3 separate regions of the Homo sapiens genome follow, and all the other regions are linked to region 3. The links are chromatin loops, found by intact Hi-C in ENCODE. Cell type or tissue: mammary epithelial cell. All regions are shown on one strand. Each heading gives the region's core, and the rest is flanking DNA. Links, peaks and the distances in the headings are about the cores only.

Region 1 (10,440 bases), core at 1,189-9,188, 290 kb after region 3:
ATATTTATAAGTCTTGCTCTTCTGACTAGGCACGGCCCGCATCTCTGTGCTGCGGCCACCTGGGCTTGCTTTCAATCCTTCCCGGGTGAAAGGCACCCTATTCTCACAGGTCCTCCACACTTGCTGTTTTTTTTTTTTTTTTTTTTTTTTTTGCCTTTGCCTTGTTTGCTCCTTAAACTTCACACCTCTACTCAAAAGTTACTTCCTCCAGAAAGCCTTCTTTTGTCCACCTGAACTAAGTCAGAGACTTCAATCATACATTCATGTTAAACATGCTCATTTTTTCACAGTTCTTCATAGCTTGCAATCATACTTTCTTTTTTGGTAACTACTGTTCACCTCCCAGTTTGACTGGGAGCCCAAGAGAGCTAGGAGCTTATCTGCTTTGCTTGTGTCCCCTACACATAACCTAGTATCTGGCCTATAACTTGTATTTAATAAATATTTGTTGAATGAATTAGTAAGACATGAATATGGGCTCCTGCTATGGTCTGAATGCTTATGTTTCCCTAAAATTCATATGTTGAAACCTAATCTCCAATGTGTTGGTATTAAGAAGTGGAGACTTTTGGGATTTGATTAAGTCATGAGGGTGAAACCCTTATAAATGGGATTAGCGGCCTTATAACAGAGACCTAGCTAGCCCCTTTCACCATGGAGGATGCGGAAAGAAGGTGCCATGGATGAACCAAAAGTTGGGGCCCTTACCAGATACCCAATACACCAGCACCTTGATTTCAGACTTCTCAGCCTCCAGAACTGTGAGCAGTAAGTTTCTATTGCTTACCAGCCACCCACTAAGACAAGTCCCGTCCTCATCCATCCTGCTTTGTCATTACATGATTGAAGTCACCAAGTGCAGGCCCACATGTATGTCTCAATTCCCACAGTCCAGGTTCAATTCCAAAGTATGCTTTTATCATTTGAAGACCCCTCTCCTATTTTAGGTTTCTCTGATGCCTTACCTTTTCTGCCCCCAACTTCAGAGGCTGAGAATGAAAGATTAGACAAGAGTCAGCTTCCCACAGGGAAGGAGAGAAGTGAGCAGTGATAATAACACCAGCAACTTGGAAACAGGCAACTGGCACAAGGCCCTACTCGAATCTCCAGTACAAAGGGAGGAAGGCAGACCCGAGAGTATCAATAAGTCACAGAGGGGAGAACCTATGAATGAAAGAAACTTCTAAAAGTATTATTAAAATGTTGGTTTGGGCCAGGTGCGGTGGCTCACCCCAGCACTTTGGGAGGCCAAGGTGGATGATCACTTGAGGTCAGGAGTTCGAGACCAGCCTGGCCAACATGGTGAAACCCCATCTCTGCTAAAAATACAAAAATTAGCCCGGCTTGGTGGCAGGTGCCTGTAATCTCAGCTACTCGGGAGGCTGAGACAGGAGAATTGCTTGAACCCAGGAGGCAGAGGTTGCAGTGAGCCAAGATCACGCCACTGCACTCCAGCCTGGACGACAGAGTGAGACTCCGTCTCAAAAAATAAATAAATAAATAAAAATAAAGTAAAATGGTTTGCTCAGTTTTCTTTCTGAAGGGCAGTCTAACATCAGCTTGAAGAAGCACTTTTTTAGCACCAGTTAAGCCACAAAGGCTGTTGTGTAGAGCCAGGGGTTGGATGAAGGATTTGGACTGTCTGATCACAGCCTGTCACACCTTTAAGCCTGGTTTGTTTGTTTTTTTAATCATTGCCCAGTTTATGAATCATTGTTTCTACTTGCTTTAGAAATAGTCATTCTCTACTTTTTCATTTTTAGATTGAACTTGTGCTGGCTTTTTATATATCCCTTTGGTGTCTTACCTGCTTAATGAAAGAAATACACAGTGCTTTTAAACAACCATAAACACGTGGAATGGAAAATAAAAACATTTCTATTATTCATCTTTCAGGGATAACCAGTTTTTCCCTTAAATTCTTTTACAATGTCAACACAGACATGAATCTCTTAGTTTATGATTTTTTAAATAACAAATGTTGTAATGCCAAACACATTGTTCTGGAATTAACTCTTTTTATTTGCACACTCTTAATCACCATTCGTGCCAGTTCTTATGGGTAACCTTATTCTGGTAACAGATTTCTATTCTGTGTTATTTCACACAATATTGGATGCTTTTCCTAACAAAGGTATTGACATTGTTTCACTTTAATATGAAATGATGATGAACGTTTTTAAACATATAGCTTTGTTAACCTAACAAACCTATCCACTTTCTCGTCCTCCCTCTGGAAAGAAGCATGTCCGCTGAAGACTAGCCAAAGGAAATCCTTTACTTAATAATTACCACTGGCTCTTGGAAAACAGAAACCCAAGACCCATTCATTTCTTCATTCACTTTTGCGTCGAACATTTAGTATACTCCTAAGAAGTGCCAAGTATCATTCTAAACACTGGTGAAATACACAAAAGAAGGCTCTGCTTTTATGGGTGAATATTTATTAGGGAAACAGAAAATAATAAGTAAACAACAACAACAACAAAAGAGGATTTCAGAAATGGAAAGATTAAACCACCCATGGGAAATTAAGGGAAAGAGTTTTCCTAAAGAAGGAACAGCAAGTTAATGACTTTGGAGGGGTGTGAAGAAATAAACATGGTTCCCTGAAGGCGTGGACAGGTGCACAGGGCTGGAGCCCAGGATTTTGTGGAAATTAGTATGAGGTGGGGCCTAGGAAGGAGCAGAAGGGGCCATATAAGGTAGGACTGTATAGGTCATGGGAAGGACTTGGTATTTTATTAAGAATTATGGGAAGCCACAGGCTGGGTGTGGTGGCTCACGCCTGTAATCCCAGCACTTTGGGAGGCCAAGGTGGGAGGATCACTGGAGGTCAAGAGTTCGAGACCAGCCTGGCCAATATGGTGAAACCCTCTGTCTACTAAAAATACAAAAATGAACTGGGTGTGGTGACACGCACCTGCAGTCCCAGCTACTAGGGAGGCTGAGGCAGAGGAATCGCTTGAACCCAGGAGGCAGAGGTTGCAGTGAGCTGAGATCATGCCACTACACTCCAGCCTGGGTGACAGAGCAAGACTTTGTCTCAAAAAAAAATAAAAAAAGAATTATGAGGAAGCAGAGGAGTGATTAAAATCTAACATGTATTTTAGAAACCATCATCCTTTTGCTGGGTTGAAATTGCCTGGAGTGGAATGGATCGTCAGAGAGCAGGTTACTGCTGGTGTCCAGGAAACAGACAGTCGAGACAGTCTCCATCCAAGAACAGGGAATCCCAACAGCTGCACAAATCCAGGCAGTACAGCTCTGAGTCTCAGAAATGAACACCCGATGTACTCAAAAGATCAGTCGGCTGCAATCCCAGATAGACTAGCATGAGCCAGGTAAAAGAGAACTAGGAGATCAAGACAGACGACATTAAACACCCAAGAACCAACATCACTTCAGTCTGAGGAGCATGGGATCCCCAGGGAGCTGAGTCATTGAAGATCAGAGTATCAGAGAGCTATCACTGTGTAGGATATTGACTTAACCGAGGTCTTTGACCTTCACAGGCCTTTCATCTCCAGGCAGCAAAGACCCTTGAGGTCAGCACCACCCCTTCAACATATCTCTCTGGGCTTGATGAAACAAACCAGAGCTTCACGGTGATCTCTGACCTTTTTGAGGCAGGAAGTCATATTCATAAATTTGAAATATCTATGTTCTGGTCAGAGGGAAGATCATTGCTGGGGTTACCTCTTCAAAAGTCTTTCTGGGTCCACCCCCTTTGTATCCGGCATCTGTACCTCATTGGCTCAAATGACTTGTCATTCCCTCTATGAACCTAGCACCTGGAAATTTGAATGACTGAAGCAAGGAGAGCAGAATTTTAAGAACTGCCATGCCCTGAGGGAAAGTTTATGATTTAGCATTCTGCTTCCAGATAGCCCGCCTCCAGAAATAGTCACACATGTGCACAAGAATATCTGTGCATTGTTGTCCAAGGAATATTTTTGAGCATATTTTCCCAGTCTTGTAAACAACACAATATAAAATTATGGACGTCTGTCTAGCAGTGCCATTGTAGGTGTGTGCACTGGAAAGTTCTAGAAATACACATTTTTTGACAGCAGGAGGAAGAATTTCATACTTTCTATAATTTTGCATTAGGTTGAATCACGTGAAATTGCCACTTTTTGTAAATAGAAAATGACTCAAGATTGGCAATTTCATATGGTTAATTCTAAAAAGACTTAAATTGCGGAGAGGCAGGAGAGCGAGGTTGTTAAAGTAATGGGTTCTGGAGCAAGGCAAAATGACCTCCAGGGCTAACTCTGCTTCTTCCTACCTGTTTAACTTTGGGCAAGTGGTTTCACATCCCTGCCTCAGTTTTATCACTTGAAAGATGGGAATAATAATAGTACTTAGTTCAGAGTGCTGCTGTGTGAATTAAATGAGTAAAAGGGCTTTTAACTGTGCCAATGCAAGCCTTCAATCAGGGTAGCTATTCATTTATCAAAACATCTATTATTACTTTTGAATTTTTTTTTGAAAAAAAAAAAAAAAGAAAAGGATTTGCCTAGAATATGCTTGAAAAGTTCTTTCCTTGTGGTGATGAGAGAAAACTCCAGGTGGATTCCTTCATTATAATGTCCCGTTGTCTAGGAAATGTGCCTTGGACCCTTGGCAGTGCTTGGGGACAGCATGACACTCACAGCCAAGCAGCCTTATTGCTCGTAGTGAAGCCCCATATTTCCTGAATTTCCTCGGTCTTCTCTCGCTCAGCTCTTCCCTTCCCCCCATTACTATTTATTTACATGGCATCTTCCTGCCCTTTTAATTATATCACCAACATATTTGTAAACTCATTCATTTCCCATCCCCTTTCCATTCTCTGTGCACTGCTCTAAATATAACCACAGAAACAAAACAATGCAGTTCCACAAACAAAGGCGCCTCAGCAGGGCAAGCAGAACCCTCCAGTAGGTCTTGAGTCAACTGCTATTTCTCGTCTTCTTCTTTTATAAACCAGCCCCCAGCTCTCACAATAGAAAGGGTGGGAACCCTGATTAAATGGTATGCATTACTTAAGAGGGAATTAAAAGTGATGCAAAGGTTTTCATTAAACCGCATTAGGCAAGGGTACTCAAGAACAAAGTTGCCTGGGTGGTTTCCAGTGTGAATGCCTAGTTTCTGAATCTGCAATGACTCACTTGCTCAAGAAAGAATTGCTTGCCTGGCTAATTGCTTAATCAGCCAGCCACATGCCTTTCCCCCACCTTGCATGGAAAGCAGGACTATGTGTGAAGGATTGAGAATGGGGTGGCGTAGAAAGGTAATTACAGGTATTGAGAAATGAGCATCCAGGGAAAATGGAAATTTATAAAGATGTGTGAAACGCTAAAGTTTTGGCTGATTTTCTCTGGAATCACTGAAAATACTAACAATATTTATTTTACTTACAATGACTGAAAAGGGTAACAATAAAAATATTTACTGAGCACCTAGTAAGTGCCAAGCACTGTCTGAGGCATGAGTATACCATGTTAAAAAAGACAGCCAGAGCCCTGTCCTCATGGTCTTGTGTTTCAGTGGTGGGAGTAGGGAAAAAGCAAGTAAAGGAATAATTGCAATAATTTCAACTTCTGGAAACCCTGTAGGGGAAGTAATGGGGGGGTAGCAAAGGAGGTTAACTTGAGGTCAGAGATGTTCTCTCTGGGAGGTGGCATTTGGGTTGAGACCTGAAGGGTAAGCCACATGGGAGAAGTGGGAAAGAAGTGTCCAGGCAGAGGGTGACAAACGCCAAATTCCTGAGCTGTCAAAGGCTTGTAGCTGAGAAACAGGAAGGGTCAACTAGCTACTGCAGGTTGTTGCATAAATTATTAGAAGCACATCAAGTCTCAGAACCAGAATGGAATTTTTAAGAAAACCAAAACCAAAAAGGAAAAATTACTTACCTCGGATCACCCAACTCATGGGTAGTGAAGCCACAGTGAGAACTCAAACTATCTAAATTACAGGAGAAGGACTTTATCTATTGCAAAATGGAGCGTATTGAATACAAACAGTTTACATCAGCAGCCTGCTTCCAGTGTGTCTGTATAGTTTTTCCACTATGCTAACTTTGGGGTAATTTGGGGTTCAAGATTTGATGCTGGCTCTTACTAACCTCTAACCTTTTAGAGGTTTGAGGTAAGTTTGTCCCTTAACTTTCCTGAAGCTCATCTATAGAGTTTCATGCAGAGTTACATAAGGTGTATACCAGTACCTGGCACACAGCACATATGCAAAATGTAAACTATCATCGCTATTACTATTATTCTTTTGTCAATATTCTCTCTGTTCTATCTTTTTTTTTTTTTTTTTTTTTTTTTTGAGACGGAGTCTTGCTCTGTCGCCCAGACTAGAGTGCAGTGGCACGATCTCGGCTCACTGCAAGCTCTGCCTCCCGGGTTCACGCCATTCTCCTGCCTCAGCCTCCCAAGTAGCTGGGACTACAGGCGAGCACCACCACGCCTGGCTAATTTTTTTTTTTGTATTTTTAGTAGAAACAAGGTTTCACCATGTTAGCCAGGATGGTCTCGATCTTCTGACTTCGTGATCCGCCCGCCTCGGCCTCCCAAAGTGTTGGGATTACAGGCATGAGCCACCACGCCTGGCCCTCTCTGTTCTATCTTAATAGTCTCCATTATAGAAGACTGTATTATACATCATTTTACATTCCATCTCCCAATGTAGAATGGGCTATATAGCATAACAAACGGCTTTATAATCCAAACATTTGCTCATTTATCACAGCAGCAACTATATATCAAGTGCTGCGGGAGAAGTGAGGAAAACAAAAAATTTTACTGTGGCGATAAATCAATTGTGTCATACTTGGTGTCAGCTTCAGGGGATTGAGTCCTGGATCTGTGACTTATTAACTATGTGATACCAGGCAAGTTGCTTAACTTCTCAGAGTCTCAGGATTCACATCTGAACGATGGGGAGAGTAGCCCATATAGCATGGCTTTGACACGGAGTAAATGGCTTGATGCCTCGATCACTGACTCCGGGATTTGGAATATAATAATAGCTCCTAACGGCTAGTTCCAATTGGCCTCACCATTCAAGAAGCAAAAATTTGAGGGGGTAGAAACAAGAGGTGAGCAATTTGAAGAGGTTCATTACAAATTAAACATACTGGGGGTGCTTCTCCAGGAAGCAGAGATCTCATAAAGATTCTGGAGCTGATTCTGAAAGAACGGATAGGAATTTTCTCAAAAGATGGGGAAAGCACTTCAAATAGCAAAAACAGCGTGTGCAAAGGCACGGAAGCTTGAAACAAAACGGCTTATTGGGGAAATGCGAGGTCACCTGGGACGGCTGTTTAGTGCACTGGAGGATGGGAAATGGATATTGAGCAGTAAGGCAGAAAAGGTCGAAATTCCTTCCTAAAGAGTGTGTGCTCATTATGCTTATGGCCCCAGATTGTCCCGTAGAGGCATCTAGATCACAGTCCAAAAAGATTTTCAATCTTAAGCAAACTCCTTTTCTTTTCTTCCCAACAGCTGAGAATGAAACAAAACTGTTGCATCAAAAACTGAATATAGGGACAACCTTGTAGATATAAGATGCTAAATGCCAAAGTGCTACGTGAGATTTGCCATTCATACTCACCTAGGGAGTCCCAGCTTTGGCCAGACTCCCCATCCCCATTAGTAATGTGGTGACATTCAAGGGCATTAAGTAATGCTTGATGCCTGAAATGTTATTTTGAGAAAATCCCATGAAAATAAAACTACAGCCAAAGTAGAAGGCATAATCATGCCTTTGGAAAGTAAACTGGAGGAAGTTTATCCTCAGGTAGAGAAAGGAGAGTTCATCAGGGTTACCACAATTACCCAGGCATGTCAGAATAAAACAGGAGCAAAGAAGCTCCCCTGAATAGTTACCAGATGAGGACTAACATCCTCACCATGACACAGGCAGCCCTTACATTGACATGACCAGGATCCATATACAACACCCTTCTTGAATTTAATGATCTAATTTAAGGCCTGACAAACATACTGTTTTTTCAAGGGGCTAGGAATGGCCCTCCCTTTTCCTCGAGCAAAGTAATTATTCCCCCAACTTGAAGCAATAGTAGTGAAAGCACTTTTTGTTTCTCCAATCCTCTAGTTGAACCCCCAGGCTAAGATTTTTTTTTTTTTTTTTTTGTAAGGCATTGTTCATGCACAGTGACATAGAATTTCATTTGCCGGGTTTCAAGTATTAAGAGCACAACACAAAATCTAAGCAATTTTAGACATGTGTCAATCTCAAATAAAAAAAAGCTTTGTGCTGGCACAGAATGTCAATGCTTGAATTAAAGAGATGGAGAATTTCCCTGAGCGAGAGCTGTACATGCTGACATAATACATTGTTAAGGCTCTGTGTTACGATACAACCAATATGTTTTAATAATTTATTGGTATTTATTTAACACACAATACTGTCATACCAAATCTAAACCAAGAGGTCTAGGTTCCTCATTGATTCATGTGCATGGTTCTTATCAGCATCATTAGATGTTTCCTTAGAAAATTCTTTTGCTTGTGACAAGATTATAGAAGGGTGTCTCAGAAACCTCATGCAGGCTGTATTCTGGTATCACCTTCTGGGGACCCTCAGTGGGATATTGCTGAAAGGATTTAATGTGGTTTTGTATTTTTTCTTCTTTACTTATCAGACTTTATCTCCCGATGAAATCACTGCTCTAAGAGTTAATCTCATTCGAACACTTACTCAAAATCTAACCAGCTAAGAGAATGCCACAGGCTGATGCGGAAGCCTGCTGGATACAGAATCTAGGTTGAATTCTTCTGGACTGCCTTAATCATTAATTCATCAGCTTGAGGATTCATTCATCTTTATTTCACTATTACCTAATGAGGATAATGGAGGCTATCAAAATCTAAAGGCTAATCATTTTTTAAAGTGAGTATTTGATAATTATTAATTAATAATAATGTCAACAATAACCTTAATTTTCCAGGTATTCCCCCTAGAGATTTATATTTTAATTATACTTGCCATGAGGACAAATGAACTCTCCTAGAATTAAGCTTTGGTTTACAATTTTCAAATCACAGGAGCAGGGAGAAGCTATCTTCATGTAAAAATAATCAGACTTCTTCTTTTTGAAGAGCCTCAAATGGCAGTGATGAAGAGAGAATAAATACAGCTGATGAGATTTAGTGTGACATCAGTAATTCTCAAAGGGACTCCACACCATAGAGTTTGCTGGTATGGATGTTCATTGCTTTTATGGAGGTGACAGGCCTGACCTGTCAGCTACTAGTAACACCCAGGACAGACTAGAAATGTCACAAACTACTAACAGTTACTACGCAAGATATCAAAGGATGTGTCTAGAAAGGGGTGGCTCTTCAAAACTGGCTTAAACCTGTTTTAAAGTTCCTGTTTCTTTAATAAACCTATCCTTTTCTCTTATGGATCCTAGAATTTATTTATAAAAATTTTAAAATTTCTAAGTGGCTTAAGATTTTATTTTCGACTGGACTATTTTATTTCAATGTTATAGAAACCCAACTCTAACTAATGTCAGCTTTAAAAAAATGAGGGAGTTATTGGCTCCTGTACCTGAAAAGTTCAGGGATCAAATTAGGCATAGCTGGATCCAGGTGCTCAGATGATGACAGTGGGAACCTGTTTTGTTGTCTCTCAGTTCTCATTTCCTCTGAGTTGGCTTTATTCCCAGGGAGGGTATTTCTCCCCCATCTAGAATCCCCAGAAGCATCAGACTTATCTATTATCAACTTTAAATCCTGTGTAATGAGAACCTCTCTGTTATGGGTTACACTGTGGTTCTCCCCAGATTCCTGAGTCCTGACACCCAATACCCCAGAATGTGTTGTTATTTGAAAATGGAGTCATTGCAGTTGTGAGTGGTTAAGATGCAGTCATACTGGAGTATACTGGAGTATACTGGAGTATGCTGAGTCTATGATCCAACATGACTGATGTCCTTGTAAAAAGGATAAATTTGGACTCAGCCATGTCCGGGGGCCCTGGGAGAAAGCCATGTAAAGATAGAGTTATGCTGCCACAAGCCAATGAACTCCAACTAGCTAGGTGAGTGGCCTGGAATAGAGCCTTCTCCAGTGTCTTCAGGGAAACCATGGCCTGCCAACATCTTGATTTTGGACTTCTGGCCTCCAAAACAGTGAGATAATAATTTTTTGTTAAGTTGCTCTTAACAAAAAGAAGTGTTTGTGGTACTTCTTACAGCAGTCCTAGGAAACCAATAGTACTCTTCTTTCTAGAGGTTCCATACAGGGTCCTGAGATTCACTTTGACTGGTTCAATTTTGACCACACTCATCTCCACAGCCAGATGAATGGTTGCACAGATCCGACTTACATGCCCAATCAGGAGCTGGGAGTGGATTCAGTCCTACCCTATCTTTGTGTGCCAAGAGTGAGCAAAGAATAGCTATCCAAGGAAAGA
Region 2 (10,440 bases), core at 2,196-10,195, 240 kb after region 3:
GCGAGATCTCGGCTCACTTCAATCTCCGCCTCCTGGGTTCAAGCGATTCTCCTGGCTCAGCTTCCGGAGTAGCTGGGATTACAGAAATGCCCCATCACGCCTGGCTAATTTTTGTATTTTTAGTAGAGATGGGGTTTCATCATCTTGGCCAGGCTGGTCTCAAACCCCTGACCTCAGGTGATCTGCCACCTCGGCTTCCCATAGTGCTAGGATTACAGGCGTGAGCCACCATGCCCTGCCCTGAGATTATTATTTCATTTCTTTCTTTCTTTTTTTTTTTTTTTTTGATGGATTCTTGCTCCATTGCCCAGGCTGGAGTGCAGTGGCATAATCTCGGCTCTCACTGCAACCTCCGCCTCCCGGGTTCAAGCAATTCTCCTGCTTCAGCCTCCTGAGTAGCTGGGTTTACAGGCATGTGCCACCACCACGCCCGGCTAATTTTTTTTTTTTCTGTATTTTTAGTAGAGACGGGGTTTCGCCATGTTGGTCAGGCTGGTCTCGAACTCCCAACCTCGTGATCCGCCTGCCTAGGACTCCCAAAGTGCTGGGATTACAGGCGTGAGCCACTGTGCCCGGCCATTATTTCATTTCTTTACTGGATATCTTTGCTTGCTAAAGTCTCTGAATCTGAGGTCTGCTCTTTCTGACAAACAAGGGTGAGAGGTGTTAAAAATAGGCTATTATCAAAGACTTTCTCTTGACTTACCAGAGGCATTGAAATGGTATGAAGAAGGGACATTACTTTCACTACATGACTCAATGCTACTTAATCTACCACTCATGGTAGGAAAATGCTTATTGGGATAACTCTGGCTTAAATAATGTTCAAGGTTGGGCTTGCTTCCTCATTAAAACTGCATAATTGGAGACGATGGTTTGAGTCAGTGCTCTCTAACCTTTCCCCGTAGAGACATGCTTTCGGCTCCTTGGGTTTTCTCATTTTAACTCCTAAGAACCATGTCACCATCATTCACTCCTTCAAATAATATTTATTGAGCATCGTCTATGTGCCAGGTCTTGTGGACACGAAAGCAATGAGACACAACATCTGCCCTTCAAAGTCCATAAGGTCAGAATCGTGGTGATGATTTTAAGAATTTAACATTTATTGAGCACTCGCTGTATGCAAAGCACCATTTGAAGTGCTTCACTGGTATTAATGCTTGACTTCTCCCAACTACCCAGAAGGGGGTTTTATTATCCCCATTCTACCAATAAGGAAATCAAGGCATGGAGAGGATTATTAACTTGTTAATAGAATGACTAAAATGTATTGACCACTTACCATGTATGTACCATTCACCATTTTCTTCATTGCAAGTACCACGGTGTTAAGCGTATTATCTGGTTTATCTCAATTAATCCTCATAAAAAACCTATGAAATGAGTCCTTTTATTAGGTCTGTTTTGCTAATGAGAAAACAAAGTCTGGGAAAGCAAAGATGCCTGAGGTCGCACCGAGATGAAATAATCGTTGGAGAGAAATTGAACCCATGCCTGTCTGTCAGACTCCAAGATCCATCCTCTTGCCTAGTGACTGAGTTGTCTAATGGGGGTGGAGAAATATGTGAAGAAGCCATTCCAGGACTCCAGGAAATATGCGTGGAAAAGTGTGGCCTCTTTCCCTGTACGGTCAGTTCTAGAATGTAGGCAGCTCCCAACACTTTTATTGGTTTCCACTTTGGCTCAGAGAACGATAGACTGACAATTTGCAGTAAGACCCTTACATATAACTGGAGGAGAAAAATAGAAGACAGAATTAGAGAAAATATTCATGGCTAACCTAGTCTGATTTCTCCTGGACAGCTTTCAGTAGACGCCTCTTTTTCACTAGCACCCTGCCTGCAAACTTGTGGTCTCTCCCCGGACCACTGTCATGGCTCTTCCGCCATCCATCTGGTCCAAGTCAGCATAGCCTTTGACTGCATTGATGTAGACGCCTCTTGAGTGGTCGGCCTGCTCGCAACCTGGGTCCCTGATAAATCGCAGGACAGCCAGAGGAGCCTATCAAACCTAAGTCAGATCCTGACTCTGCTCCTGCACCCTCCGAGGCACCCCACCTCGGTGACAGCCCCAGCCCCTTGCTTGCTTATCTTTACCCTCCCTGCTCACCCTCCCCGTCTGCTCCGGCCACCCAGTTTCCCAGCTGCTCCTCCTGTTCCTCCCAGTAGCTCTAGCCCCGGATTTTCAGCTGTGCCTGGCACTGTCTTCCTCCAGAGAGGTGCAGTTTTCTTCCAACCGCTTCACTCCAGACCCAGTATCACTTCCGCAGACGGGTACCTTTCCTGATCGTCTTATCCAAAACAGCCACTTCCTGTCATGCTCTACCCCTGCAAACACCCTCTGCAAACACCAGACCCTGACACATGGGACTGTCTGCTGGCTAGTCCCTGGTCTGTCCTCCGCACTCAATGTAAGCTCCGGGAAGGCAGGCACTTTGTCATTCGGATGCAAGGCTCCAGTTCCAGCGCCTCCTACAGCACCTGGTACACAGCCACAGCCGCCCTCCCAACATCACGCTTGTTCATAAAGGTCCTAAGGCAGGCAGCAGAATCTCCCCCGTGCTCTCCAGGATCCCAAATCTCTTTGTCCTAAGATACATCTTAACAGGCAGCCAGCCAGCTTCCCTTCTTCCTGCTCTCAGGCACTTATCTGGAGGTGACAATTAAAAAGTGAAGAAGGCGTTACCAGGAAACAGCCCGTAGCCTATTCCCATTAGCTTAACAACCCCTAAGCTTCGCCGCCTGGGGCCTGAGGGGATGAGCGCGGGTTCCCCGTGGGGGAGGGACAGAGTTGCCAGGTCCTGGGGGGCTCGGAGCACCACTTGGAGAGCGCGCAGGGAGAGGCTGAACCTCAGGGTCAGAAATGAGGACCCTCCACTCCTTCCCCTCCATCCATGTTCTCAGCAAGCACTGTCTAGAAGATGAATGCACAATATTTACCGCACAAAGGGATATCACTGCTCTTCAGTCGAAGGCACGTGATGTCACGATGCGCAAAATACAAGATTCAGACGAAAATCATCGTCTTTTGGTCATTAATATTTTCTCATTTGAAACATATTCTAAGAACAGCTAGGATTTGCAATTGGTCCAGAGGTCTGCTAAAAGTTTTAGACCTATGAAAGAGATCCTTATACTTGAAAGTAATTAATTAGTATACAAAGCAATATATGAATGAAAGCATTCATTTCTTTACAGTTTCATTTATTCATTCATCAGGAAATATTTGGTTACTGCCTAAACGGTGCCAAGGACTAACTCAGGTGCCTAGATTTCTCTCAGAATTCCTGCAGAAAAGAAAACACAATTAAGTGCAAGAATAAAAAACATTCATTTGTGAGGAAGAACCCATGTAAATACTGGGCCCGCACCAAGAGTTTTATATGTGTCACATAATCTAATTATCACAAGTAAAATGTGAGGTGAGCAAAATTCTTATCCCCATCTGACAGATGAAAACGCTGAGGTGCAATGAGGTGAGGAAACTTGCTTCTGAGTGCACAGCTGGCTGCAGTTGGACCCCAGGTCGGCTTGACTCTTAACAATGCCTTTCCACAGCCTCGCCATGTCATCCATCACAGCACCAATCTCTCTATGAAGGCTGGGAATGTGTTTTTATCTCCAGCTGCCACCTCTATCATCCTAAGCATCCTACTCACCATCACTAGGGGCTGGGTAAGTAGACGGAGAGAGCAAACATGCCCAAGTCCATCATCACTTTTGAAATACAAACAGGACCTATGTTCAACTAATAACCAATCAGATCACATCACCTCCTTAGGCCTTTGGCATTTCCTCCTTCCTCTGCCTGGACTGCTTCTCCCAGCCCTGTGCTTGGCTAGTCTCTCACTTTTTTTTCAGGTCTGATCAAATCACCACTGGAGAAATAGCTCCCCTGACCACTCTATATAACATGGCAACCCTCCATCATACTCTACCTCATGAAGCCAGATTTATTCTTATGAAATGCAATTAGGACTATTCAATATTGTGTTATATATTTATTTGTTTGTTAGCTTTTTAGGCTAGCCCACAAGAATATTAGCTGTGTGAGGGCAGGGGCATCTCTATTCTTGTCTACTGTTATTTTTACAGCACCTAGAACAATACCTGGCACATAATAGATGCACAGCCAATATTTGTTGAACAAATGAATGCATGTACGGACATATGAAAGAACATCCCATAAAGAGACAACTTCAGATGACAGGAGTTGGCCTGAAGATTCTATCTGGAGATGCCGCTAAAGGCAGCATCCTCCGTCTAGGCTCTCAATTAACCCCATAGCTTTAGACATCACAATAGACACAGGGGGAGAATAATAAGACTGAGGGTTCTTCCTTGGGTCCTTCCTGGCAACTCGCTATGACTATTCTAGATAAACGATCATAATAAATTAAATGCATGGACTTTGGAAGCAGGAAGAGCTGAGTTTAAAACTCAGCTTGGCTACCGCACGAACTTGAATGAGTTATCCTGCAACTTACTCAGATTCTCATCAGTAAAACAGGGATTATACTTGAAAGTTATAAGGAACAGGACTTAGCCCAGATGTCCCCTCCTCTGAGAGGTCTCCCCTGACCATCTACATCTCTGTTGTCCCAACTCCTGCTCTCATAATTTTGCTTTTATAAAGCTATTGCCATCATGAAGCTTTTTTTCTATACTGAAATTATCTTTTCCTTTATAAATTTCTTTGTATATTCTCTAGCTTCCCCCAATTGGAGGGCAAGATCCCCAGGGATCATCCCCATCCTATTCACCTCCAGGTCCAGGTAGTAGAACAGCATCTGACACATAGTAGGAACTCAAGAAATAACTGCCGTGTAAACGAATAAATGTAAACATATAAAGCACGTGGTATGTAAAAAGCACTTGTTTAGTGGCAGATATCATTGTTACCATTGTTACCGTTGTTGGTGGTGCTATAAATTCTATTTCTTGGGAAAGAAACTCTTTTTTGAGCGGGTGCTGGACTCCAAACAGCCCAGAATGAGTCTGCCTCAGGAGAAGAGGCTAAAACACTGCTTAGCCATTGTGTTTCCAGGCTTACAAATCAAAATCCATCCATATCTGGTTTCTTTCAAGCCCTGGACCCCTTGTTCTGTGATAACTGGTAAGTTGCTTGTTTCCCAGTTAATATAAATTTTCCATAGTCTGGTTATTCAGGGTAAAGACACACTATTCCCTCGTATCCCTGTGGTGCCTAACAGTTTCAGCACACTTTCTCAGCCCTCCTCTGACACAATCCTTTCCACACACCTGGAACATATGATTGCCCCCATTTTATAGATTAGAAAGTGGAGGGCAGAGATTTGAGCAGCCTGCCCAAGTTTACGCGGCCGAATAAGAATTAGACCTAGAGACTTGAACTTCAATCAGTCTGACTCCAAAAACTCACATTCTTACCCGGAGAGTAAGGTTTATCTCTAGAGCTTGCCCGGGGCTAAATAACTAGCGTGGGGCAAGGCTGCAACCAGAACCCAAGTCACTTGCCCTTACTCCGCTGTTCCATCCACAGTCTCAAATCTAATCCCAAGGGGGAAAACAAGAAGAAGCACTCAGCAGTGTACCCAACTTTCTAATAAAGGAAAATAGCCAAAGGCAATTCTGATATAAAACGCATTTATGGCTTTTCATTTTGGCATTTCTTCTGTACCAAATGGCACCGTGCACATAGAATAGATTTGACTCTTCTCTACAGCATCATCTTGGCCCAGAAGCTATTCATATCTCTCTGGGGTATAAAAGAGAGGCTCCTAAATACATAAAAAAAATTCCAAGGATCTGATAAATTGAAGTGATTTAAAGTAAGCCCTGTGCAGTTTATATAGAGATATTTATATGCCACTGCTCTCACTTACACAAGCCATTTTTCCCCTATAGAAGACCTTGACCCTCTGTCTCATTTTTGTATCTCCCATGTCACAAGGTTTCATGGGTTTTTCATGATCCAGTAAAGCATTACGGAAGTTTCTTTCAAATTCATTACAAATAGAATGGCTGCTGCCAACTCTGTTTTTATCTCATTCTGCCCTTCGTAACTATTTTCATTAAAAGCAATAACTGTATTCTACCCACCTTAATATCTAAACTATATAATTTCCATAGAAATGGCTTAGATGTGGCTTTAAGAAGAAAGCTCAGGGGTGATTTTAGAGTATTCCTTCAGTTCTGAAAGCACTCAAGTAATTAAGACCAGTGATCTTAATTTTTATACTAACAGAAACTGCAGAATGCTGGCCTTTTTTTTTTTTTCTTCAAACCCACCTTAGTGTCTAGCAGTGTTGTGGAAACATGAGGCCTTTCCTTAATCATAAATGGACACTACAGCTTTTCAATTAAATTAGTCTTTGGAGAGAGATGCAAAAGAGCTAAAAAGCTCCTTAAAAAAATCTTCCCTGCTTCACCGCTTCTCATTTGCCAAGAAGAGATGTTTAGCTAAAACGCAATGCTGTTGTCTTCTTATCCTGCCGCAACAAAGTTCTCTTGATCTTGAACCCTGAGCTAGCTATCTTACGAAGATCCTTGAGGTTTTTCTTTTGGTTTGCATGCCCACATTTGGTTTTCTGAAACAATTTTTTAAAAAGTGTTGTGTAATATAGTGTCTTACATCTGTGTGTCCAGAGAGAGTTTCATTAGTCCCTGCTTCAGGCTGGGGTAGCAGGTAGGAGGATATTGAAATTGTTTTTTAAATGACACAGGTAGAAAGAGAGCTCTCATTTAGATGAGCAGAATTCAAGACAAATGCTTTCAAATATGATCCAGGTATTTCTTCCCCCCATGTAATTTCTCTAAGCTCATTATCTCTAAAACTTTTGCATTGTGCGTTTTCCTGTTGTTATGCATAGCTAAATAATACTGATATATTAATAATCGGATTATCTTGCTGTGCCTCCTGAATTTTAATTTCTAAAATTGTAAATAATTTTAGCATGACTTTAGCATCCCAGAATATTTGAGGGTGCCCAGAGGATGTCTTTTTCTACAGGGGAAACGTAAAAAATTGAGGGAGGCAACAACTGAAAATTCCAAATGGCCATTTTAATGACTTTCAAATGCCTCCAAATTATTGAATCATTTCATTCATGGAGTTTGCTTTGGAAACAAATATATCAGCAATTCCCACTCGCATCTCAGATTTCTCTTCTGTGTCTCTGTGTATGTATATAATGTCTTTGAACGGACCTCAGTCTGATACCCTTGGACAAAATAATTTCTCGGACAAAATGAGCAATATGGATACGGCCACACTGCTGGAGACGCTCCCCATTCATGTGCAAGTTAAAGTTGAAACTATGTGTTTGCAGAGGTGCTTTCTCATTAGTTTGCAGACCTAGACTAGCAGTGAACCGTTGGGCTCTGAAGTCTCTAATTTTTATTACAATGTCTTAAAATCTGATGTATCTTGAAATCCACTTTAAATGCTATCTCTAAACGTTCTTCTCAGAAAAAGTTCCCAAAACAAGTGAATGAAAGGTCAGTAGGAGGAAAAAAAAAAGAAATTATAAATCCAGTGAAAATAGTGTTACATGTTAGAGGCATGTAAATAGATGGTGTTTTTTTCTTACTGTAATATTCAGGTAAGCAAGCAAGTACTCTCCACTTTCTTATGTGGTTAGAATGACTAACTTCCTCCTATAATCGAAGAGCTGCTTGCCAAAGATCACCCTAAGGAATGTGAGAATTTCTAACTTTAAATAGAACTTGTAAAACTTAAAAAAAAAATTAAAAATACCAATTGTTACAAATTACTGAAAAATGAATGTAAAAACCTATTCTGGGGTAAGCAGACTCTATAAAGATAGAAGGATAAGCTCTCCCTGATTACAGACTACAGTAAAAGATAGTCTGTATTTATCACAACATTAGAAAATTAAAATAAATTTCTCTCAAAGAAATAAAAATATAAAAGCGTTCTCAACTTGTGAAGCAATAAAATTATTTGTGCGCCAGGCTTCTTTTAATACCACTGTGATTTTTTTAATAAAAGTCGTTCAGTTTGATTGTAATTAAATATGTAATGAAAAACCACTGCTTCAGGGAAGCGATGCAAGACACTATTTAACTGTTAGTTAAATGTATTTCCAACTGACTTTGCATCAAACGAAAATGATACTCCGTGTATGCCTGGTCTTAATATAGAATTTGTTCGGCAATTTCTGTGTTTTTTTAAAGGGGACCTAGGTAGAAGCAGGCATTGCCTTCGAAATAGTGGCTGAGTCTTCCCAGACCATGACATTCCCAAATAAAATTGATAGTATAAATACAGTGATGGAAGGGAAGGTCGACTTTGGACATTTACCTCGTGTCAGCTAATTACAGGCATAGCACAAACGTGACCAGGGCCTAGGTTTTCTTCTTGGTTGACTTGATAAGCTCAGCTGCAGTGATGAACAGTGAGGCATCATTTCAATGGCTTTAAAAAATGCCAGGCTCAGTCTGTGCCCCCACCCCCATGACCAAAACCCATTCAATGGACAGCACAATTCCCAAGGCCCTGGGAAAAGAAACAGATCAACTCAGGTATTATCCTTTGGAGAAATTCCGTCAAATGAATGAGAAATCAGCTGGGATGAAATGAAAGCATAAACGTCCGTTGGAGACTATGACAAAAGTCAAGCTGCTTCAGGGACCGACCTCCTAAAAATACTTGGGAGGTATTTCTTGGGTGTTAAGCATTCCCAAAGTGTAGCAGTAGAATGGGCAACTGGGAGATAAAGAAATGTAAAGTGGAAGAAAAAAATGTAGACTGTTTCTGAGGAATGTTTCTCCCCTCCCCAAAAGTAATCTTCAGCATCCAAACTCTTAAGCCTCAGAGAAGATTTTCATTGTCAAGAAGTTTCCCGGAGCCCCTGCTCCCTTACAGAGTTTCCACTAAACTCTCTGTCACTTGTAATCTGCTGATTAGGGTTAACGTATTGTGTCCTGATATGGCAGATTAAAAATGAAATCAATAAATGCCTAAAACAAATGGGCTTTTGAGATGTCCTATTCAGTCTGAGTCTTTAAGGGTGAGGTGAGAGGTGGAAGAAGGAAATCAAGACGGGGGTGGGAAAAGGACCACTTAAGCAATCAATTTCCGTCCAAAATGTTGTGTGGACCAAGCGATTTCAAGGAATCTATCCTTCCTTTTTCAGATATCTGCCTTAAGTAACAAGAATGGCCAAAAGAGTTTGTGCTGCTAAGACCCTTTGGACTTTATTGTGTCCATGCGTGTGTGTGTGTGTGTGTGTGTGTGTGTGTGTGTGTGTGTGTGTGTGTATTTTTCCATTCATTTGTTAAAAACATACTTTTGGGCAAGTGAAGGAATCCATCGCGTGAGATATTTAAATATTCAAGATGTGAACTTGTCTTTCTGAAGGATGTTTAAACAAAGTGAGGGAGGAAGGGTCCCAAATCTACCCGATTCCTAGTCTCTTGAAAGCTGTCCCACTTGACAGTAAATTAAAGGTAAACTTCGCCCTGAGCTGCCTGCCCCCTCCCTCCATCCTGTTGGTTGAGATTTCTGGGACCTCACCGGTTAATTCAGAGTCATCACTATCAAGAGGTGGAAAAGAGATCTCTGAGGTCATTTCTGCTCTGTTGCAGTGTTCAGAGTTGTCCCTGTTGACTATGTTTCCCATGTAAATAACCTGTGTTATTAAGGTGCAAATTGCAACTTTTAAGTAATGATTGCTAATAGTCTAATGTTTACTGCCACACAAGGACATTCATGAAAACAAAATCTGCATTATTCATCTCCATATTAAATAAACAAAATAAATTGAGGGAGCTGTTCTTTCTTGCAAGACTCTTCAGATCTGGGTGATCAGAAAGCCTTTAAGAGTCAGCAAGAGGGAAACATCTAATTGCTTTGGGTGGGCAGGGGCAGAATCCTATAACTTACATATATAAAAGATATATTCACAAGATGTGCTCACAAAAGATTGTGTGTTCTATTGCAATTGGCTGTCATTAATATAAAAGCAGTTCAGTATGGTGAAATAAAATACGTATTATTTATGTGCGCGCACAGAGGCTGAGATAGGCTGTAGAAAATCAAGAGTTAGATTCTAAGTCTACAATTTTAAATTTTTAACCACTCTGCATCCTGCAAAATGCAAACAAATCAAAACACCGTTCTGTTTTACTTTCCTGCCATTTTCTCTATCTCCCTTGAAATGCATAGAAGGGGAAAATGCTGGTACTGAATCCTGCAATATTTTCAGGTAATAGTGGATGTATTTTAATGGTGAGTGAAATATACATCCAAGGAAGCAAGCATGCACACACAACACAAACCCCTGGGGTACTGTAGGCTGCTTTCTCAACTTTTTTTTTCTTGCCCTAAGTAATAGTATGGTGGAATAGCATAGCTTAAGAAAGCCAGGAAGAATGACATTTCAGAGGGAAATACTCTGATTTAGCTGTTTCCTTAAAGAGAATTGTCCCCTCA
Region 3 (10,440 bases), core at 1,724-9,723:
GTGGTAATAAAACCTGATAGACAAGCAGACAGATAATATAGCCACAAAGATGCTTTTGACCAAAAAAAAAAATCTCTAGGTCAGCACTTCTCAACAGAACTTTCTAGATGATAGACATATTAGACACCCAAGCTGTCCATAGCCACCAGCCTCCTGTAGATACTGAACACTTAAAAGGTGGCTTGTTCGAATGAAGAAAGGAATTTTTCATTTTCTTTCATTTTAATTGATTCAAATCGACATATAAATGGCCACAGGTGCCAAGTAGCTTTTTTTCTGGACAATGCAACTCTAGATATGAAGGGTAAGACACTAAAAAAAGGATACATTTCTTGTTTTGCTGTAGTTTCTTTGTCAATGCAAAGACAATCTGAATAGTAAAAAGTGTTTTAAATAGGCTTCTAATGTATTTATTTGATTGGATCCCACCTGGGTCTGTAAGCTTGCATGTGGCTAAGCCTCATATTAGCTGTCCAAGCCCCCTTGCTGATTCTGGGCATTTGGCTAACTTCACTGCATTAGCAGTTAGCATTCAGAGCAAGTCCAAAACAGCTTGTTCCCATGGTTCCTGCTTTTTAAGTGACACCGTGTCCCTCAGAACACAGGGCCAAGTGACAGAACCTTTGGAGAGGCAGTCATAAATTAACCTGAACGCATTTTTGCACATGGTATTCCAGACTTTGCGAAGGGCATGAAAGGCTCCCATTGATTAGGAGAGGCTTAGAGTGGCACGCCTTCTTCAGGAAGATCCACATTTTAAGCACCTGCTGGTGGTGACATTCATAAATCTTTGTCGATTAACTGGACCTGCACTTGATGAATTTTGCTCTCACTGCTGGTCTGCATTGAGGTACACCACTGAAAGCTGAGTGTCTGTAGAGAGGCAAGAATGTTGAAGATTTCAAGGGTTGGTGGCAACAGTGTCCCAGAGGGAGAAAATAAAGCAATGCCACCCTTGGGTACTTGGAGACAGAATTCTAAAGTCATTTGTCAGAAGAGGTAAAATTTGTGGGGAGGAGGGGTAGAGTGGACTGCTGGGAATTTTTGTACAGACCCAGATGTTTTCCTGGAAATAGGAAAAAGAATGGTCTCTATCCTCTTTTTATATCTTTTAGCCTAAATATTATAAGAAGTAAGAGCTAGCTTTTGACCATTAGCCATCCAAATACTTAGGGACATGTATCCCTTAAAATACAATGCCAGTATGAAAGTCATTACCCTGGTCAGTTTCTTATTTCGCCTAACTTCACGCATCTGTAAGGCATTAGCAGTTGCAAGAGATTGATATGATAGTTTGTGAGTAATTTGAATGAACTATAACACTAACCCAGTAAAGTATTATAATTTTAAATGTGTCCAGAAAATAATTGAAATTCTGGCTTAGCTTCATCATAATGCAAACTGCTGGTTATACTTAACAGCTGAGTAGCTTAGCATGAATATTGCTTTAGAAATGGGGTCATTTTGTTTTTACGAAACAATATTGCTCTCAAACACGTTTAGGAGGGGAAAAAAAGCAAGTGATTATGAGTATACTTTTAACCTTTCTGTCTCTTTCTATCTGTGTTTACCAAGATGATTTAGGTGTTTGGTGTTGTCTGAAGGCAGACACAGAAGGTGCTGGCATTTGAAACAGACCCAGTAACAAGCCCTTGGCCATCAGATTTCTTCTTATACCACTCCGTCACAAAACCTCTGTTCTCTAGCAATCCATTTTCCTGTAGCCTGATCAGAAACAAGAAAGATAAGGACATTCCCTGCTGACCCAGAAGATAACAAAAATAGGTGGCCCCTATAGATACCCACAGTATTTATTTTTAAATGTAGTTACCAACACTTAAAAAATTGAGATTTCACATGAAAATCCAGATTGATGAGTGCTCATTGTATTAGCTCATTCTCATGCTGCTGATAAAGACATACCTGAGACTGGGTAATTTATAAAGGAAGGAGGTTTAATGGACTCACAGTTCTACATGGCGGGGGGGGCCTCACAATCATGGCAGAAGACAAAGGAAGAGCAAAGGGATGTCTTACATGGAGGCTGGCAAGGTGAGAATAAGAGCCAAGCAAAAGGGGTTTCCCCATATAAAACCGTCAGATCTCATGAGACTTATTCACTACCACGAGAACAGAATGGGGGAAACCACCCCTATGATTCAGTTATCTCCTACTGGGTCCCTCCCACAACACGTGGGAATTATGGGAAATTCAAGATGAGATTGGGTGGGGACACAGCCAAACCATATCATTCATGAATCAGAAGGTTTGGGAATACTGGGTCTACATTCCTGCCAGATGGCAATCTCTGAGCTTAGCAGATGCTGTCACCTTGAGATGCAGAACAAGCACTCCAGTTCACAACAGTTTTCTCATGGCCTGCTGTGTTTAATTTTTCTTCTTTCTATAATCATTTGAGTTTTTGATTCCTGGTACCCATTATCATTTTCTTAGTCCTTCATTCACAAAATACCCTACAAGGTGCCACAGGATGCATGACCGGCCCCTCACATCCGGGAGCAGTCAGCAAGCTTTTTCTGTGAAGGACCACATAGTAGACATTTGAGGCTTTGTGGTACATACGGCATCTGGTACAACGACTCAGCTGTGCTGTCTTAGCGTGATACCAGCCATAGACAATGCATCAATAAAGGGGCACAGCTGTGTCCCAATAAAATTGTGTCCATAAAAATAGGTTGGCCCATGAGCTAACCCTGACATGGGAGAAAAACAAAAAACACAAACAAACAAAAAAACTGGCCCTTAATCAGTAACCCTGTAGAGGAATTTTCTCATCAACAGGGAGCTTTCAATAGATGTGAGGCTAATTCTTCCCAAGTCAGTGCTCAAACTCTTAAAGCCCCACCTTTAGACAAGTGTGTGTGTATGAACGTGTGTATGTATGTGACTTAGCTCCTTCTTCATTTTTTCATTCTGAAATATTCACTGACTCTTAGTAGCTTTTTGCTCCAATTACCCCAAAGACTTTCCTCCAAGAAAAATGAAAGTTTAAAATCTGTTCCTTCATGGCAAGTTAGCTAAATGCGTTATTTTGATAATGAGGTTAAGAAGGGGTTTCCACTGAGAATGAAGGGTCATGGTAAGGAAAAATCTGAGAGCCCTCATTGTTCTTCATTTCAGAGGAAAGTGGTTTTCTTGTCTTATCTCACAGTCAGGCTTCACCTTAGCTTGTTCAATGGTGTGGATGTGAATGCTAGCTCTCTGTCTCTGTTTTTCGAGTATCCCTTGACAGATCTCCAGTTTCCTTTTGCAAAATCGAGGAGTCAACACTATATTAGAGGTGTCTAACTGGTAAATTTGAACCAAATGTGGATCCACATACATATTTAGTTTGACTCAGAATATTTAAAAACAAAATAGGAATTAGTTATTGACATTGGGAAATCAAAAGGTGTCACCAATCAGATTATTGGCTTTTCTTGAAAAATTTGAGGATCTAGTAATACTGGAATGCATTCTTCCATGTATATAATTGGCTGTGGCTGAGTATAGGTAACTTCTTTGATCGCTGGAGCTCTTTATAAGGTTACTTTGCCCACACAAATTACCTGTCTGGAGAAGTCCTTGAGGGAGTTTGTGACCCAAGGAACAGATAATTTCAACTTCTGGGATTTTAGTCTCTTCAAATAAAGGTAACAGTCACAAATTGCTAGCCCATAACATCTCCAAAGCTTTATCAATTAAAAGATGAATAACAATAATTATCTCAATCATACCAATAGAAAGTTATAGTGCTAACTATGCAGTAGTTACAAATTTAATACAAAATGATGCAGAAACAGGGATGAATATTCCATTTTCAGTCTTTTATAACTGCAGAAGAAAAAAGCAACACTGCCACTTGCTTTTTGTTTGGAGATGTTAAGCCTCACAAATTTTATTTCTTGTTGTTGGCTAAACTGCTTAAGATTGTTCTCGTGTTTAAAAAGCCAGGGGTGGGCCATAGAAATGGATGGATGAGGACATCAGCTTTTATGGGGGAATTCACAGCATTTCAATAGACTCTGTGTTTACCTGAAAGTCTTGGGCCAATGGAGAAATGAGAAATTGGCTTTCTATGGAAATACTGAGAAAAGGCCTCCAAGGGGGAGACACAGTAAAAGCTTCTTTTACCTAACTGTTTTCTTGTTGGAAATGGCTACCCACAGTGCAGCTGGGGGCTTAGCAAGCTGTGGTTCTCATTTTGCCCAATCTTGTTTTGAATCAGCTGATTCATTAAACTGCACTGATTAAGTCTGTATTAGGTAGTTCATATTACTAGACTAACAGATACTAGACTGTATTAGAAAGTCTCCAAAATGGTGTAGAAAACTCAGGTGCTGACCAGAGACAAGGAAAGTAACACTAAATTGTTCAATAAATATGAATATTTTAGAATATCTTCATCACTGTAAAGAAAGATGCTCTCTCTTATTTTTCTCGAATTCTCAGTCTGTTTTCTCACTTTTGAGAGACATTACTATAGGAGACAACTCATTTTCTTTATGAAAAGAAAGACCCAAACACAATGATAAATGGCTAGTGATGTTTGGCCTCAGGGAGACAATAGAAAGAGGTAGGTATTGGGGAGAGTTGCTGAGTGAATGCCCTGCTGGAAAGAGGTGGCAACAACATAGCTCCAGCTAATCTCGTCATCTGCGAATATAGAACCAATGCGGTAGATGTTTGGATTTTGCAAAAGAATATGAGAAATTGAATTTTTATGCGAAATCACCTGATTGACAAATTTTGGCAATGCTGTGTACATTATTATTACGATTATCTATTTATTTAGTGGTTTGTGTGGGCCGAACAAATAAGTCGGCAAGCCGAATTCATTTGCCCCTGTGCCAACTGTTGTAAAGTTTGATCTTGCTTAATGCATCTCAATGTTTCCCATCTCTCAATTTGAATTATAATAGGTGCCAGCTGAGACCATGTGGTTGGTGCAGCACACACACAGCTCTGTTCCTTGAAAGCTACTCAAAGCAAATGTTCTAATCACAGGTGAGAGGCCCTCAGCCTATAGGCGTAGTCTTTAGAAAACAAATTTAGTGCAGAATAAAGGACAACATCATGACTTGAAAGAACCAGACTTGAGACTGTTTGTAAAGTGCAGCCTGCCATTTGCGGCTCCTTCAAAGGAGCCTCGGCTTTCTCACTCTTAAAAAGGAGGGTGTTGGGCTAGCCAGTCTCCTTTCTCCCAAAGTAAAATACTTGTCTGTATTGTTCAGGGAGGAGAATCTATGCTTTGGGATGTGAAAGCCTAGGTCTGACTCTCCTTTCTAACATAAATTAGATTTGCATAACTTCCTTCAACCTTAGTTTTTTTGTTTGCAAAGGTGAGGATAAAACCAGTAATGATATCACAGGATTATGTGAAACTTAAATGAGATAGTAAGTCAGATAACTCTGTGTAAACCAGGGGTTACAAGCAGGGGCAGTGGATCAAATGTAGCCCTTAGCCATATTTTGTTTGGCCCATGAATTGTTTCAAAATCAGAGAAATTTCACACTTAAGGATAGATGCCTTCTGAGAAGTTCTGACGTTACTGGCCCTGTGTGGTTGCGTGGCAGAGCTTTACCGCTTTTGCCTCCTCTAGACTGAGCACCAGGGATCTGCCATGGTCCCCATCCACTCCTTATATTGCGCCTGGCTCTCTGCACTTTCTGCCATTATTTGTCTGTGGGTTTGCAGCCCCTGGCAAATTAAGTGATGTGCAACGGTTCACTGGCGTTGCTGTTCTGATTATTGTTGTTCTTCCATCTGTTATCCCTTTCTGCTTGTGAGCCACATATTCGCTTCTTTGGGGCTCAGTTATCTGGTCTTTAAAATGGGAATAATAATATCTCACTTGCCTAGAGCCAGGGGGCTGTCGGGTGAGGCCAGGCCCCTTCTGCTCCCTGAGCGCCCAGAAGTGGGGCGTCCGACCAGCAGAGGGCGCTGGTACGAAAGGCTGCAGGTGCTGGCATCGGCCAAGCGCAGACAGGTGGGGCCGCGGCAGGTGCGGCTCTCGCACTATCCCCCTTTCACAACTTGGGAGGACACAGCTTCACCGGGTGGGCCTGACAGCGAGCAATTACTCATCCATCGATACAGCCGCACATCACCAGCAATGTGACTTTCTGGAATATGTAATGCGACCACAGACTTTCTAATGCCGCAGCCTGACAATCAGACACTAAAAATAACAAACGGGCCCGCTCAGGAACAGAAAGACACGGCCTCTTTGGAAACTGGGGATGGGCCGTTTCCAACTCTGCTCACCGCTGGAGCCCTGCACGGAATTCTCCGGGCGGTGAAGTGAGTCGCCAGGAGCTGCCAGGGGCTGCAGGGAGAGTTCCCGCATTTGAAGGGTGTGTTCACTTTTAGACAACTCAGTCCCAGCAAGATGTAGACAAATTGGAGCAAGTTCAGAGAAGAACAACCCACATGATTAAGGGGAAAGAGGATTGATTTATAGAGAAATATTAAAGCAGCCAAACATGTCTGCGCTGTGTTCTCCAGGTGACAAATCAGAGAGTGACACATTGTGGGGCTCCATGCACCTTTGAGAGGTGTAAACATCAGGGGATGAGAAACTAGCTCAGTGCAAGGAGCTTTTCACAGCATTTTCTAAGATGGCATTAACACCAGAAAATGTTCCTGGCTGGTGAAGGGTTGGTTGGGTCGCACCTATGCTTGAGAACCCTTTGTTGTCCTGATTTTGCCTGGCATAAAATGACATATCCTAGCTAGGGGTTCACATTTGTGGCCTTCAGTGCTCTGGCTGTGGCCTATTTTTCCTTGTATGTTCACGTCCTTGACTTTCTGCCAGGGATTCCGCCACCCCAGTCCCATTTGTCCTCACTCCAGCTTTACCTGACTACCTGTCTTACTCCTCCATCAGGAACTGAAATGCTTAGGAGCCAACAATGGCTTGGCTGGTGAAGTGAGGTGTGGAGAGGGCTGGGGAAGACAACAGGACCAGCAATTGCAAGGTGAGAACAGATGACAGGGACATTCCTTGGGTGTTGACTTCATAGAATGCTGAAATACTAGTGTCTTATTAAAAAGTGAGCTGGCCCCCCACTGTTTTCTATTCCTCATTCTGAGGAAGAGCTAAGGTCGTGCCTTTCTGTCCTCCAGATATGAGTCTCTGGGAATTTGACTGGGGAAGAAGGTCTTGGCCAAAATGAAGAATTCTGGGAGAAGAGGAATCAGACATCAGAGACAGGTGTTTGGCCTTAGGGGAAAAAGGGCAGGAGCTCAACCCTAGGAGAAAGACTGGGAATTAGGCCTGGGACCCCTCTTTTCCCATCCCTATGAAACCATTTTTTAAATTTTTTTTTTTTTTTTTTGAGACGGAGTTTTGCTCCTGTTGCCCAGGCTGGAGTGCAATGGCGCGACCTCGGCTCACCACAACCTCCGCTTCCTGAGTTCAAGCTATGCTCCTGCCTCAGCCTCCTGAGTAGCTGGAATTACAGGCATGTGCCACCATGCCCGGCTAATTTTGTATTTTTAGTAGAGATGGGGTTTCTCTCCATGTTGGTCAGGCTGGTCTCGAACTCCCGACCTCAGGTGATCCACCTGCCTTGGCCTCTCAAAGTGGTGGGATTACATGTGTGAGCCACCGTGCCCAGCCTTTCTTACATTTTTAATATAGTCTCTTCCTCACTTCTCCCCTCCCAAAGGCAAAAAAAAAATCTAGGATGCCTCCATGATGGAACTCTGACTGTAGACCATAGCTGAAGGAGCTCTGGAAAGAAAGCAAATGTCTGGCAAAAGCCACTCAACCTCTCCCATATACCAGGAAATGAGAACCAAAAGAGAAACAAGATACTGTGGCATGGTTAGACAGTGGAAGGGTGTGGTGAGAACGCTTTTCATATGACAGGCAGCTCTCAAAATGCTGCTATTTTGCTCTTAAAAACCACCGCAATATACTGGAATCCCGGGAAGTGGTGTTGTGATCTTGGGATGATGTGGCAGGGCTGTAAGGACTTAGACCAGTGTTTGCCACGTGGAAAAGTGGGCTCAGTGCTGTTAGATTTTCTACTTTTTCTCACAGTAGCCTGAAATTCAGGTTTTGATGAGATAATCTTTAAAAAAAACTCAAACAAACAACCTCCCTGCAAAAACAAACCCAAACTGCATTTCTGCAGGAGGACATTAGCCTATGGGTCCCGCCCACTGGTGTGCCCGATCTCAGTGTCCATTGGATTTTTTATCCTTCCTTTTCCCTCAGATGGCCCTTCCCTCATCTCCCCATGAACTCTTATCTCAACCTTTTAAATGCCACATCCTTCACAAATCTTGCTTCAATCAAGCTCATTGCAATGACACTCTCCTCTCAGGTTTACGGGCTCCTTCTTAGATTAATTATAATAATAATAGTGTTTATTGATTGAGTGCTTACTAAGCACAGGCAGGCACTGGACACTCTACACACCCTCCCTTCCTTCTGCTTCATTCCTTTCTCTGCTCACATTGTCTTCTTCTTCTTTTCATTTTGAGACAGTCTTGCTCTGTCACCCAGGTTGGAGTGCAATGCAGTGGCATGATCTCTGGTCACCTCGGCCTCCACCTCCCGGGTTCAAGCAATTCTCTTGCCTAATCCTCCCAGGTAGCTGAGATTAAAGGCACGTGCCACCATGCCTGGCTATTTTTTATATTATTAGTAGAGACATGGTTTCACAATATTGGCCAGGTTTGTCTTGGCCACGATATTGGCCAGTTCAAGTGATCTGCCGGCCTCAGCCTCCCAAAGTGTTGAGGTTACAGGCGTGAGCCCTCGCAACACTGTCTTCTTAAAAGCCCCTTCCCATACCAGTCTTAGGAAAGTGCACTTTCCTCCACCTCCAACTAAGCCCTTGCTCGGCTTCATTTTTCTTGCACAGCATTTAATAATCTGACATATTTTATACTTATTTGTTCAATCGTCCATCATCCGCTCCCTCTCCCCCTGCCACCCCCGTAACATAAACTCTAAGAGATCAGGGATCTTGTATGTTTTGCTCATTGTTATTTCCTCAAGACCTTGAACTAAGCCTGTTATGTAGGTGTAAGTATTTCAATAAATATTTAATTACATCAATTTAAATAATTTCATTTGATTTGGGCTACTTACCATATGTCACTTTACACTGTACTTTATCGTGTGAGTTTTGTGTTTTCACACTGAATTTGAAGCAATGTAAGGCCGACACCTATGGTTTATCTGTGTATGTGACCTCCCCGCCAGCACCTACTACTATATTGTACTTAGCACAATGTCCTATATTGAAGAGGCACTCAGGAAATAGTTGTTGATTTTAATCATCCTTCCAGACAAGGGAGCCAAGAGATGTTACAAAGTCAGGCTGGACTTATTGTCAGGAGGCACAGTCTTACCCTTTAGAAGTCACGGTGACAGGGCCATTTCATAATGGCTTTGTTTTATAAAGGTACTATTCAAATCTCAAGTGTGAAGAGCAACCATGAAGTTGGTTTATCAGTGTTCATTGGCATGAAATTGCAAAAAAAAAAAAAAGTCCAATTAGTTTATTAAATTCTTAATGGTGTCCCAAATAATGTTGTCACCAAAGAAAGAGAGGTTGTTTCTATAGGAAATACTTCACCATCAAATTTCTCTCTCTCTCTCTTTCTCTCTCTCTGTCTCTCGTGTGTGTGTGTGCAGCCTCGCTTTACCCATGGTATAGAGTTCAATTTTTCTTGTTGACTGATTAATTAAACTTTAAACACTTTTTGCTGTGGGTTTAATCAGCCATGCAGTCAGCCCAGTTCAGGCATTGACGAGTGCTGGGTGGTTCCTATTAGCTCTAGTTGTAACGAAGCATCCAGGTGCAGCAGCAGAAGGAATTCAGGGACCAGCTTTTTTCAAGGACTAATCCAGACTCCAAATTGTCATGTTTCTTCAGAGAGAGCCAAAAGGTACAATTTTGCATGAAATTTTCAAGGCATGAACAAGAAACTGTTAACAAACTTTCAACCAGTAATCTCCAGTGACTTAAACCTAAGGTAGCTAGATTTGTAGCTATTTGAAATTTTATTTAAAAGTTTTTCGGTGTTTTGATTGTTTGTAAGACATTGAAAAACTCCATAAATCAACAAAAACTGAAACTTAACCCTCCATACTATTAATTACATATTGCAGTAGACATTTTCCTTTCTTTCCCCTGTGTCCATTGCTGTTTCCCTTGATTGACAACACCTTGGTTTCAATTGTCTTATGAAGTGGATCCCCCTCCTTACTTTTGATCCACAGGATTCAGGAGAAGTCAACCCACACCAACCACCTAATGAGCATGCCACGCAAGCCCCAAAGCTTTTTTGGAGCACGTCATCCCCCTGGCCCCAAGGAGTGGTCCAGGGATGGGTTCCTGAGCCAATTCTGAAAAATAAGACTTGCAGAATTTCCTGGGAACCACCAGGAGAAAGCAGTACTTCCTTTCCTGCTG

What was found. A loop is a pair of places that touch in the nucleus more often than their neighbours do. Peaks named below come from ENCODE experiments on the same cell type or tissue, not always from the same donor. Only the 100,000 strongest peaks of a DNase experiment are listed, where the experiment ranks them.
Region 1: it touches region 3 in a loop (8-fold over the local background); 2 of 110 quality-filtered maps call a loop at or near these places.
Region 2: a loop joins it to region 3, with 11 times the contacts of the local background. A loop is called at or near these places in 8 of 110 quality-filtered maps.

What each region holds. Positions count from the first base shown.
Region 1 is chr20:52,917,956-52,928,395 of GRCh38, reverse strand. No RefSeq gene overlaps it. Among named protein-coding and RNA genes, the nearest start is that of TSHZ2, 49 kb to the left of the region's middle. In mammary epithelial cell, for the core only: a CTCF peak has its summit at 5,226; DNase peaks (open chromatin) are centred at 1,685 and 5,095; H3K27ac peaks cover 2,577 bases.
Region 2 is chr20:52,976,248-52,986,687 of GRCh38, reverse strand. The region is part of intron 1 of TSHZ2 (teashirt zinc finger homeobox 2); the gene reads right to left. Among named protein-coding and RNA genes, the nearest start is that of TSHZ2, 9.1 kb to the right of the region's middle. In mammary epithelial cell, for the core only: no CTCF peak of the experiment used is centred there; no DNase peak of the experiment used is centred there; H3K4me3 peaks cover 3,103 bases; H3K27ac peaks cover 4,641 bases.
Region 3 is chr20:53,212,770-53,223,209 of GRCh38, reverse strand. The region is part of intron 1 of TSHZ2 (teashirt zinc finger homeobox 2); the gene reads right to left. Among named protein-coding and RNA genes, the nearest start is that of TSHZ2, 250 kb to the right of the region's middle. In mammary epithelial cell, for the core only: a CTCF peak has its summit at 5,937 (motif pointing right); no DNase peak of the experiment used is centred there; H3K4me3 peaks cover 139 bases.